2 separate regions of the Homo sapiens genome follow, and region 2 is linked to region 1. Evidence: chromatin loops called from intact Hi-C (ENCODE). Cell type or tissue: heart left ventricle. All regions are shown on one strand. Links, peaks and the distances in the headings refer to the core of each region. The heading gives the core; the rest is flanking DNA.

What was found. A loop is a pair of places that touch in the nucleus more often than their neighbours do. Peaks named below come from ENCODE experiments on the same cell type or tissue, not always from the same donor. Only the 100,000 strongest peaks of a DNase experiment are listed, where the experiment ranks them.
Region 2: a loop joins it to region 1, with 2.5 times the contacts of the local background. A loop is called at or near these places in 4 of 110 quality-filtered maps.

The regions. Positions count from the first base shown.
Region 1 is chr13:22,797,068-22,804,955 of GRCh38, forward strand. It overlaps the pseudogene LOC124903254 and the pseudogene RPL7AP73. Among named protein-coding and RNA genes, the nearest start is that of LINC00621, 120 kb to the right of the region's middle. In heart left ventricle, for the core only: a CTCF peak has its summit at 4,510 (motif pointing right); no DNase peak of the experiment used is centred there.
Region 2 is chr13:23,156,784-23,161,783 of GRCh38, forward strand. It overlaps LOC124903134 (a long non-coding RNA gene), which reads right to left and starts at 2,893. Exons shown (of 2, transcript XR_007063719.1): 1 at 2,383-2,893. It also overlaps a transcript of SGCG not described here. In heart left ventricle, for the core only: a CTCF peak has its summit at 2,650 (motif pointing left); DNase peaks (open chromatin) are centred at 2,650 and 3,800; H3K4me3 peaks cover 1,502 bases; H3K27me3 peaks cover 755 bases.

The sequences.
Region 1 (7,888 bases), core at 1,644-6,643:
TTGATTCCATTTGCTCAATATGATAAATTGCACTGCAAAGAACATTCTTTTACATGTCACAGTGTATAGGTTTCCTCTGGAGTTAAAACTTTGGCATGAAATTGCTTTCCAAACCTGATGCTCCTGTCTGTGTTTGTAATGCCTTTGCAGGCATTAAAACACCTCAGCTACAAGGTTGAATCAATGAGGTGAAAACAGAAAGCTTTCTCTTGTGTTCTTGACGTTAAAGCGTTGTTTCTATTTCATCATGGTGTGTAACGTTTGCTATTGTTTATTATGCGTACCATTTAGCAGGTTAAGAAAATTCCCTTCCCTTCCAAATATTCTAACAGTTTTATCTTGAATAAATACTATTTTAAAATGCACTTTTATATCTATTGGAATGGAATCAAACGTGATTCCTTTTTGACAATTTTTATGTGCTTGAAGTAAAGGGATATTTTACATGCACTCAGTTAAAAAACAAAAACAATAACAAAAACAAAAAACATTTAAACAGGATTTCCCCCCTCCCCAGACGATAAATGGAGTTTTTGCTCTATATCTTTGCTAGGCTCAACATATTTTGAAATATGCTTTGTACTGGGTGTGAGACGAGCCACTTTCATTATGCCTGCCACAGTTGAGCAAGTATAAATATGTAGGTTTCTGTTCTCGTAGCCCTTTATTTGTATATATAAAATATTACAAACACTATACATCTGGGATAATTATCTTGGCTAGTCAATTAACAAGAAAGCCAGATCTATATTCTCCTGACACAACTGGTTTATTATTGCCTTTACTTCTACAACTTCCCCTTTGTTAACTCTAAGCTCTTTAAGGATAAGGAGCTTGGTTACTTCATATTCTCACACAGCTTACTGCCAGGCATGTAGTAGATCTCTACAAATGTTTGTGGAAAGAATCAATGACCAGCATCAGGGAGAATCTTGCTTTTATTAGTATTTGAGTTATTATTTTTGAGACAAACACATTATAGCCCCTATTTTGTTGGGCATAAATTGATTCAACAATAATGAACAGAGAGAAGTTTAATACACAGAAAGTGCAATGGAGTTGCAGTGTGAGAGGTTTACATTTTTGTTTGAACTTCAAGAAGGAGATATTTAAGGATTAAAACCTGGAATTGGAAAATGAAAAGGAAAAATGCTATTAAAAATTAGCAAAATTTTATAAAGAATTTTATAAAGAAACAAAATTAACATCTCAATGTAAAATATATCACCATTGAAATTTAAAACTCGGTAAACAGTGGGCATCTTAATTAGACACTGTTGAAGATCGAAACAAGGAGCTGAACAACATGTAGAAGAAACTAACCGTAATGCACAGCATAGATAGAGATGGAAAACATGGAGGAGAGGTTAAGACACATGAAGTACAAAATAAGGTCCAGGATATGGTTTACAGAACCTTTAATATAAAAGAACTGAGAAACAGGAGTACAGCAATATTTCAAGATATAATGACTAAGAGTTTTCCAAATTAAATGGAATAAATGAATCCTCAGCTTCAAAAACAAAACAAATACCAAGAGAAATAAATGTTCAAACATCTCCCATTTCAGACGAATTTTAGAACTGTAAAATCCCTCCCCTCAAAAATTAAACTCCAAATTACCTATAAAAATGGCTACTAAAAACGATAAGCTAGAAAATACCAGAATAACATCTTCCAAGTTCTAAAAGGAACTGCTATAAATCCAGAGATTTGTATTCAGTTAAACTCTCATTGAAGAACAACAGAGAAATAAATAGTTTTCAGACAAACTGCAAAAAATGTCATGAGGACATGTCATGAAATGAACTTCTGAAGGATGTATTCCAGAAAGAACAAAATCACACCGAGAAAAATTACACAAATTTCAAAACTGAAAGTAAGCAAGATTCTGGGAAACAGGAAGGTCAATCTCGACAAACACAATTTTCATCAAAAGAGAAGAATGTCCAAGAAAAGGTGACTAAAAAAGTAAGTGCAATGGGAAAAAGATCTGAACAGACACCTCCCCAAAGAAGATAGACTGATGGCAAACAGGCATAAACCCATGAAAAGATGCTCAACATCATGTGTTATTAGGGAATTGTAAATTAACACAACAATGAGATACCACAACACACATACTACAATAACTAAAATCCAAAATACTGACAACACCAAATGCTGGTGAAGGTGTGGAACAACAGGAACTCTCATTCATTGCTGGTGGGAATGCAAAATGGTTCGGTTCCCTTTTATTTGACATGGATACCACCATGAACACCTGAATGCTACCTGTGGTAGCACTGAAGCCTTCGTGCCGTATGTTTTTTCCTGTACAGCAACGGGCAGGTAGCATATACAGTATAGATCCACCACACAAAGGGATGATCACATTGCAAACAGAATGGAGTAGGGTGACATGAGGAACAAGATGTTTAAGGGATAGATAAAGAGATAGATAAGTAGATACAAATATAGACTGTGAAATGATTGTCAAGCTAATTAACACTTCATCTACTTTTTTTTTTGTAGTAAGAACATTTAAAATCTATTCTTTTAGATTTCTCAAAGAACTTAAAACAGAGCTACCATTCAATCCAGGATTCCCACTACTGGGTATATATCCAAAAGAAAATAAATTGTTCTACCCAAAAGACACAGGCTCTCATATGTTCATCACAGACATGTTCATTGCAGCACTATTCACAATAGCAAAATCATGGAATCAACCTAGGTGTCCATCGAGGGTGGATTTAATAAAGAAAATGTGGTACAAATACACCATGGAATACTACACAGCCACAAAAAAGAATGAAATCATGTTTTTTGCAGCAACATAGATGCAGCTGGAGGGCACTATCCTAAGCTGATTAAGGTAGGAACAGAAAAGCAAGTACCACACGTTCTTACTTAGAGGTGGAAGCTAAACATTTGGTACTGGCAGATGTAAAGTGTTCAGCAATGGACACTGGAGGCTGCTGCTGGTGGAGGAGGCAAAAGAGGGGAAGAGTTGAATAATTAACTGTTGGGTACTATGCTCACTACCTGGGTGACAGGATCAATAATACCCCAAACCTTAATATCACACAATATGCCCATATAACAAACCTGCACATGTACCCCTGAATCTAAAATAAAAGTTGAAATTATTAAAACATCTTCTCTTTAAGCAATTTTGAAATATGCAAACATTATTATTAACTATAGTCACCAGGATGTGCAATACATCACTGAAACTTAACCTTCCTGTTCAACTTAAACTTTATATCATTTGGCTGACATCTCTTTTTTCCCCATCCACAACCTCCCCTACTCCAGCCCCTGGTAATCACCATTCTACTCTGATTCTATGAGTTCAACGGTTTTAGATTCCACATATAAATGAGACCATGTGGTATCTGTCTGTCTTTGGCTGGCTTATTTCACTTACCATAATGGTTTCCAGTTTCATTCATGTTGTTGCAAATGACAAAATTACCTTCTTTTTAAAGTCTGAATACCATTGCATTGTGTGTACCACATTTTCTTTACCCATTCATCCAATAATGGACACTTTTTTTCCTATCTTGGCTATTGTGCTATGAACATGGCAGTACAAATATTTCTTTGACATACTAATTTCAATTTCTTTGGATATATACCCAGCAGTGAGATTGCTGGATCATATGGTGGTTCTATTTTTAATTTTTTGAGGAACTGCCACACTGTTTTCCATAATGACTGTACTAATTTAAATTCCCACTGACAGTGTACTTTGGTTCTTTTCTCCATATACTTGGCAACACTTGCTATGTTTTGTCTTTTTGACAATAGCCAATCTAACAAGTATGAGGTGTGAGTTAATATCTCACAGTGGGTTTTATCTGCAGCTGCCTGATGATTCACGATGGGCATTTTTTCATATATCTGTTGGCTATTTGTGTGTCTTCTTTTGAGAAATGTCTGTTCATGTCCTTTGCCCCTTTTTTGATCAAGTTGTGTTTTTGCTATTGAGTTGTTTGAGCTCCTGAAATTCTTTTATGAGCTTAAAATTTGTATGGTTGGGCATGGGGGCTGTGGAGCTAGGATTGCTTTGCAATCATCTGTCCAATGTTCTCATGCTTTTCCTAGATGTGTTCCTCATTGAGTAACCAGCCACGCACACACCATTTCCCTCCCAGATGATGACCAAATTCAGGAATGGCCGTAGCCCCAGCTTCCGCATTTTAGTTCCCAATGGTTTCACTTCCTCAGCTTCTGCCCATGGATGCCCTGCCTCCTAATATTTACACACGTCATAGGGCACAGAAGTATGGACAGAAGTCTAGCTCTAATTCCAAGATAGAACTGGATTTCCCATACATTCTCAGTTTATACATGTATGCTGGACTCTAATAATGAGGTTATGCTTAACGAAATACAACCAAATTACAGGCAAATACTGTTGAATGAAAGAGTCTTTTAAAATCATTATTTATAGCATGTCTTACCTCTGGAAGTTAGCTGGTCTTTTTTCTGTTTTTTCAAGCAGATACAAAGATGTTGCCACCAGAGAGCACCATGGTACTGCCTTAATCTTTATATGTCACTTTTTCATTAATCCCTCATTTCAGGGGTGACAAATAATAGCGACGATAATTTAAGCCAAATTTGGAAAATTCTTTCATTCTATTTCTGAATTTAAAAATCAATTATGAAAACATTTTAAAATTGTGTTTTTAAACATCCTAACATAAAAATTTTTAAACAGTTTTGCTAAAAATTGATTCTGGTGATTCAATGTTAATTATGTTTTACATAGGTAAGTTCATATGCCATCTATTTGCTGATTCTCATGAGATGTTTGTGCTAATAATTTGTGGGTTTTGTTACTTTAAGTTAGGTTTAGTGTAAAAGTCTAGGTTCATCCTATTTATGAATCTTGAGAATTGCTGATGTGTCTTTGAATATTGTTTCAGAATTATGCCATTCTTTTACTGAATACACATTTATGCCTATCTTTCCCCTTTCCTCATCTGCGACTCAGTAAATAATATCTAAGGGTACCTTCAGATCTAATTGTCTATTATTTTACACCAACATCTTCAGAATGCACTAGCCAGAAAATACTGCTTCAGTGATACAAAACATGAACAATGTCTGTGTGAGTGAAATTGGACTGTGCAATTATGTTCTCTTTTATAACCCTGATGATGTTTCTAAAATAAAGCTTGTATGCTCAGACTCCCCAAAGGAGTAAACATACTAGAGTTTCTTCATCCTTTGAATGATCATAATTAGATAAAATAGGCACCAGTGTTTCCATTGTGTGATATATGCTTCATACTCCATTTTCTGAAGTGCCTGACAATACAAAATTGTGTCTGTATGATCAAACTTTGTGTTTGGTCAAGTATGGTATTACCAGTGTGCTTATCAAGCTTAATCAGAAGGCATTACCTGAATAACGTTTTATGATATGTAAAAAATACAGTCTCATATGATAAATATAAGCTACCCCTCAAGACATACAAAATAATTCACTGCTAGTTTTGAAAGCTATGACTTCAAATTAAAATGTGTAGAAAATACTCCTTATTACAGCTCTTCCTGTACTGGCTCTAAAGAAATAATCCAATAATCTATTGATTATTTTCCTCATAGACATTCCTTTAACAATGTAAAGCTTCTGTATTTGGGTTTTGTTTCTGGTAGGGGGAGCAAAATTGTGAAAGGGACACAAGAAAATGTCAATAGTTTATATGAAAGAAATGCAAATTTTATGATTTAAAATAACAGAAGACATGCTATCACGGGGAAGGGGGCATCTGTCACTATAGCTCTAAAATTATATGTCTCTGATGTTCAGTTAAATGGAATATTTGTGCTTCAGGAAACTTTAATTTGGGTTAAACCTGTGGCCATATTATCAATATATATGAGCCTTCCTTATTGGCTTCTGGTGGTGATTAAATGAGAAAGGTAAGGGATAAAGTTCTCTCCAGATTCATTTAAACGACTGTCTCAAAAACTGCTCTCCAGAGCACTACTCCAGGAAGAGATCAGGGCGTTTTCCACAGAAAAAAAACTGATTTGGTGATCAGAAAAGTATAGAAAAGCCCACTTAACATATCTCCTTCCTAAAGATTCACAATGAACATTATTATTTAAGAGCTTTTTGAAGTGCAAATCCATGAGCTTTTTAACCCTGAGCAATTGCTACCAAGCTAACTCTGAAATTTACTGCTTTTAGTCAAAATACACTCTTCAGCTAATGCTTTCTTCCAGCTGGCTGTCTTCTTGCCTGCCCTGTGTCGTAAAATGGGGGTCCCTTACTGCATTATCAAGGGGAAGGCAAGACTGGAATATCTAGTCCACAGGAAGACCTACACCACTGTCACCTTCACACAAGTGAAGTCAGAAGACAAAGGCGCTTTGGCTAAGCTGGTGGAAGCCATCAGGACCAATTACAACGACAGATACTGTGAGATCCGCCGTCACTGAGGCAGCAATGTCCTGGGTCCCAAGTCTGTGGCTCGTATCGCCAAGCTCAAAAAGGCAAAGGCTAAAGAACTTGCCAGTAAACTGGGTTAAATGTACACTGTCGAGTTTTCTGTACATAAAAATAATTAAAATACAAATTTTCCTTCAAAACAAAGCAACAAAAACAAAAAAAAGAGCTTTGAGAAATTCTGGAATAAAGAGACATGATGGAAATTTTTTAATACACTGTTGCCAATCTGTAAGACCATAAAGGCTGGGCACGGTGGCTCAGGACTGTAATCCCAGCACTTTGAGAAGCCGAGGCAGGCAGATCATGAGGTCAGAAGATCAAGACCTTCCTGGCCAACATGGTGAAATCCCGTCTTGACTAAAAATACAAAAATTAGCTGGGCATGGTGGCACGCACCTGTAGTCCCAGCTACTCAGGAGGCTGAGGCAGGAGAATCACTTGAACCCAGGAGGCGAAGGTTGCAGTGAGCCGAGATTGCACCACTGCACTCCAGCCTGGCGACAGAGGGAGACTCCGTGTCAGACACTGGAAGACTCCGTCTCAAAAGAAAAAAAGACGGACGGGCGCTGTGGCTCACGTCTGTAATCCCAGCACTTTGGGAGGCTGAGGCAGGCAAGATCACCTGAGGTCAGGAGTTCACGACCAGCCTAGCCAACGTGGTGAAACCCCATCTCTACTAAAAATACAAAAAATTAGCCGGGTTTGGTGGCACACACCTGTAATCCCACCTATTCGGGAGGCTGAGGCAGGAGAATCGCTTGAACCAGGGAAGCGGAGGTTGCAGTGACCCGAGATCACGCCACTGCACTCCAGCCTGGGCAACAAGAGCAAAACTCCATATCAAAAAAAAAAAAAAAAAAAAAAAAAAAAAAAAAAACAACTGAGAAATGGAAATCCAGGTTTGCCACTTACCAGCTGAGTGATCTTGGATAAGATATCTCAATTCTCTGGCTCTTCTTGACATTAAATTATGTAACACATAATGCTAAAGGTACATAGGAAACATGGAATAGATATTAGGGGGGTTTTTAACCTTCTGTCTTAACATGCTTTTAAATCCTATAGTTTTATAGAGCATGTGTTCTAGTAAATTAGTTGCTAATTTATGTTTCTATTCAAGAAAATCATTTGCTTTCATGCACCCAGTTCTATGGTGGGCACCTTGTGTTCTTGACTACCTGTCATCCATCCCTCTCTCTTTCCAAAAGTACCCTGATTTATTATTCAGGCATTAACTTTTCTACAGTATAGCCTCTGCATGTCCAGGGAAATGTGCCCACCCCAAGCTTGGAGGTTGGCTGTAGGGGTTGATTTAGGAAAAGGTAATGATGCAAATGAGATCGATGTGACTCAGGAGAGTGCTCCTGTGTGCCCTTCCTAGCCAGGGTGTAGACGGGGTGCTGTCCTGTGTGGGGCATTCTCCGTCTGCCTATC
Region 2 (5,000 bases), core at 1-5,000, 360 kb after region 1:
ATTCAATCCAGCAATCCCATTACTAGGTATCTACTCCAAAGGAAAAGAAGTCACCATATCAAAGAGACACTTGCACGCATATGCTTATTGCAGCACAATTCACAATTGCAAAGATATGGAACTAACATAAGTACCCATCAACTGATGAGTGGATAAAGAAAATGTGGTACATATATGCCATGGAATACTACTCATCCACAAAAAAGAATAAAATGTCTTTTGCAGCAACTTGGATGGAGCTGGAGGCCATTATTTTAAGTGAAATCACTCAGGAATGAAAAAGCAAATACCGTATATTCTCACTCATAAGTGGGAGCTAAGCTATGGGTGCACAAAGGCATGCAGAGTGGTAGAATGGACATTGGAGACTCAGAAGCCAGAAAATGGGCAAGGGATAAAAAACTACATATTGTGTACAATGTATACGGCTCGGTGATGGGTGCACTAAAACCTCTGACTTCACCACTCTACAATTCATCCACATAACTATTGAAATTTAAAAATTACATCATCAGAGGCTGCGGCAGGAGAATGGCGTGAACCCAGGAGGCAGAGCTTGCAGTGAGCCAAGATCGCGCCACTGCACTCCAGCCTGGGCGACAGAGTGAGACTCCGTCTCAAAAAAAAAAAAAAAAAAAAACAATTACATCATCAGAATTTTAAAAAATAAAGTTCATTACAGCTAAAAATAAATTTCAAAATAAAATAAAAATAGTTCGATCAGGTAGAGTTGTTTCATCGGGGAGAGGATCTACAGAGAGATCTGCATGTCACCATTCCAGTGCTTTTCTTTGATTTTTTTTTTTTCCCCTGAGATGGAGTCTCCCTCCATTGCGCAGGCTGAAGTGCAGTTGCACCATCTCGCCTCACTGCAACTTCCACCTCCCGGGTTCAAGCGATTCTCCTGCCTCAGCCTCCTTGCTTTTCTTATTTATATGTACTTTCATATATCCTTTTAAAATTTATCTTTCTGTTTTACAATATAAACAATATATTGGCATTCACAGAAAATATACAATAAATTCATAAACGCATATAACTTATAAATAAACATACATGTATTGAGTTGCTCAAAATTCTTATTACTGGTAAGATGTTCGGTCCAGTCTGGAGATGGTATCCCTTGCCCACACCCCTGGTTGTTTTCATACACCACTTCGGATATATTTAGCTTTTTATCACGGGACTCATAAGTTCTCTAGATCCCCACTGCGATCGTCATCACCAGCACAAACTGTTGCTAATAATTTATTTCTAAGCCAACAAAGGAGAAGTTCTGGCTCTGAGATCAGATTAGTTTTGGCAATTAAAACACATTAATAACTTTTGAATTCTTTGGCAGAAATATTAAACTGCAGCCTTTACTGATTAGTACGGACATTTTTAGAGTAATAATTCACAATATCTGTCATTTGCTGCCTGTGAAATATGTAGGAAATTATTAATATACCCTTAATAATATATCTCTATATCCATCTTGTTTATCCTTTGCTCCTTGAGGGGGATATTTTTAGAAAATGATTATCACTGTCTATCAACTATAAGAGAGAGAAGTAATTAGAGAAGTATTGCACTGGACACTTCTGGAAAATTGGCTTTTCTCGTTTCAATTTCTACCTTTGCAAAAGTTTGCTTTTAAAAAGTGTAATCTAGAAGTTGTAAACATTTCTGCCTTGCAGTTATCCATTCTGTTACATTAAAAACATTTTAAAACGGTCCAACATCTTTATGTTTCTACTTGGTCCCAAATATGGTACCAGATTTTTACTGTAAAAAATCATAAAATACACCAGCATGATCCTTTCGGGAATATATTTGAAAGTTTACCTCCTTAGCACACTCACCAAACATCTTCAGATACCCATACCATTCACACAAAGCTGGTAAAACCAAGATGCTCCCCCGTGATGCATGTGTACGGAGAATGTCAACGAATAAATAAGTGAGTTAAATACACAAGCACTAATTAGAAAACTGTATTGAGAGGTGAGCCCAGCTGGACTTCCTGGGTGAAGTGGGGACTTGAGGAACTTTCCTCTCTTACAAGAGGATTGTAAAACACACCAATCAGCCCTCTGTAAAACACACCAAGCAGCGCTCTGTAAAACACACCAATTGGCGCTCTGTAAAACGCATCAATCAGTAGGATTCTAAAAGTAGCCAATCATGGGGAGGATTGAAAAAAGGGCACTCTGGTAGGACAGAAAAGCAACATGGGGGCGGGGCAGGGGAGGGAGAGACAATAAGGGAATAAAAGTTGCCCCCCATGCTGGCTGGAGTCTCCTTTCACAGTGTGAAACGTTTGTTGTTTTGGTCTTCACAATAAACCTTGGTACCGCCAACTCTTTGGTCCGTGCCATCTAAAAGCGCTGTGACACTCACCGCGAAGGTCCCGGCTTTATTCCTGAGACCACGAACCCACCGGCAGGAACCAACTCCAGACTACTATGTGCTACAGAGAACTTCTTCAGGCCTTGAAAATAGAACATAGTAAAAAGCGGCTTCTTTGTCCATGGATCAGCAGTCACTATTTCCCAGCTCGCCTCCAAGAGCTAACTAAAGTGCAGCATAAACTGCATGCAGCATTGTTTTCACCACAGCAAACCCTTCGGGGTGCCTCCTAGCGGCGGATGGAGAACTAGCATTGCGCGAGAGTGAGTAAACTGTGATAAACCCAAGGGGTTTGCGGGGGACAGGCTGGGTGGCAAGACTTTTAAAGGCTCGCAAATGGAACCACTCCCTCCAGAGGGACTATCTAAATCTCCTCAGGTGCTGACCCTTTCTGACAGTAAAGGACGAGGGCCAGAAGTGTAAAGATTGTGGTCCCGCGCTCCAAGCCCAAGATGCGTTCAGCAGGAGTAGTTGGGTTGGAAAGAAGGCACCCAGCGTCTGCAGCGAAGGACTCGCGTGGGAGCGAGAAATGTCCCTGCCCAGTGCCCCGCGCGCTGGATCGCGGGGGCGAGTCTGAGGGTGGAGAGGCCGCCGGGTGGAGGCGCGCAGGGGTGCGTGGGTGGGTGCGGAAGGAGTGCAGGGTATGGAGGGGAATCTTGGGGCGGCGCGAAGGAGGAGCGCTTGGAAAGGCGCGGTGTTTGGTCACAGAGGGGCTCGGAGTGGGAGTGCAGGGGTGCGGGGAGGGAGTGCAGGGACGCGGGGAGGGAGTGGAGGGGTGGGGACGTGCTGGAGGGGCGCGCCTCGATAGAACTGGAGAAACTGGAAAAGTGGAGGGGCGGGGCAGTGGCTGGAGGAACCTCTGAAGCGACGCGGGGAATATGTGAAGGAGTGCTATGTTGGAACTTGGAGGGGAGGGGGGATGCTGGAGAGGCACACGGTGATGGACATGGAAGGACCCGGGAGGTGTGGAGTGGTGGGCCCGGCCCGTCGCGGGAAGGACACAGAGGGACATAGGCTGCCCTGGAGAGGCGCTTTCGGACATCTGGAGGGGCGCATAGTGCTGGGACTTGGCGGCGCCTGGGGCGGAGGGGCGCGCCGGATCCAGCCGGGCGCGCTCGGGGGCCGGGCGCAGTGGGAGTTGACGGGCGTCCAGCCGGCGGCGCCCTGGGCTCGGCTAGGCGCAGGACGGCCCTGGCAGCGGTGCAGCAGCCCAGGCTAGTTCCTGGGGGGTCCCTGGTCCCCGCCTCCCCGCGCGCCCCGGCCAGCACCGCCCGGAGTCCGGGCGGGGAAGTGGGCGCCCGCGGCTTGGGAAGCTGCTCCCCCGCCCTGGAGCAGAGTCGTCGCTGCGGTCGCTGAGGAAGGACGGAGCAGAGGCCCGCGCTGTCTGGGGAGAAGACTGTGGTGTCATCCCGTCGGGAATGAAGGGAAATGCAGCGGCTGTTTGCGCCCCGGGACTCCAAGAAGTACAGCAGGTAAAGAGAATAGCCACGGCCCGCCACTTCGCCTTCAGTTCCCCCAATTCCTGGGTCCCTTCCTTCTCCTCCAACCTCCTAAACTAACCCCTCTGTTGTTAGACGTCCCTATGCCGGTTCCAGCCTTCCTCCTAGGACTCCATCACCACCCGTGCCCTCTTTCTCCTCGCCTTCTCTGCCCCAGACAGCACTTTCCTTCCCCTGCCCCCTTGTGGGGGCTCAGGGACAAGAGTAAAATGTAATTTAGACAGTTGGCTTTTCTTTGCCCAAAGACTTCACTAACTGATCCTCATTCTGCAATGAGACTTAATAACTTCCTGTGTGCGTGTGTGTGGTGTGAGAGAATCAGAGTGAATTGGTTCTCTGCAAATGATTTTGCCAAAAACTTTGCCCTGGGTTGCTTGCTGGGGAGTCTGTAACACTGAGTAAGCGGAGTGTCTGCACCAAGTGCAAAGTTGCGTAGGGGTTACTTGGGGGTTTTAGAGGGGAACTGAAGCGCAGCAGCGGGGCTCTGTCGTCTTCAATGGGATTACATAATAACTTGATGATCCTCACCACCCTTATACTCATTACCTCCATTAAGTACCACTAATTAATATTTACATATTTGCATGCTGTCACTTGGTTACATCAGCGTTAGCAAGTTGCTTGTTCTTACATCATTACCGAGTATTCTGATGTTTCTGAATGTTAGCACGGCACCAGCCAGTTGATCTGTGAAACATCTACTCATCCAGTGATAATATTGTACAGGCGGATTTTGTAATGCTGGCGCTCCATGTATATCCGTACTATTCATGTACTAATACTCCTGGCTGTTCCTTAACACAGGTAAATTGGTGCTAATAAAGCAATGGAATCGTATTTACATTTTTCAATGTAATATGGGTCTTCCCATGCTTTTCTTCCTTTGATATGAACAGACTGTAAAGAAGCTGTAAAGAAGAGATTGCACAATTCTATTCCAAAAGTACACATAAGCTAAAATCTTCGTTTTTGTTGACGTAATCTTTTGCTAACAGGTTCAGTGTCTCTGGTATTAAAACTTCCTTTCATGACAATATGCTTCCAAATTGACTAGCAAGCAGGCATCCATCCACATGTGTTAAAATATCTTACAGTAAACTTTTAAAGTTA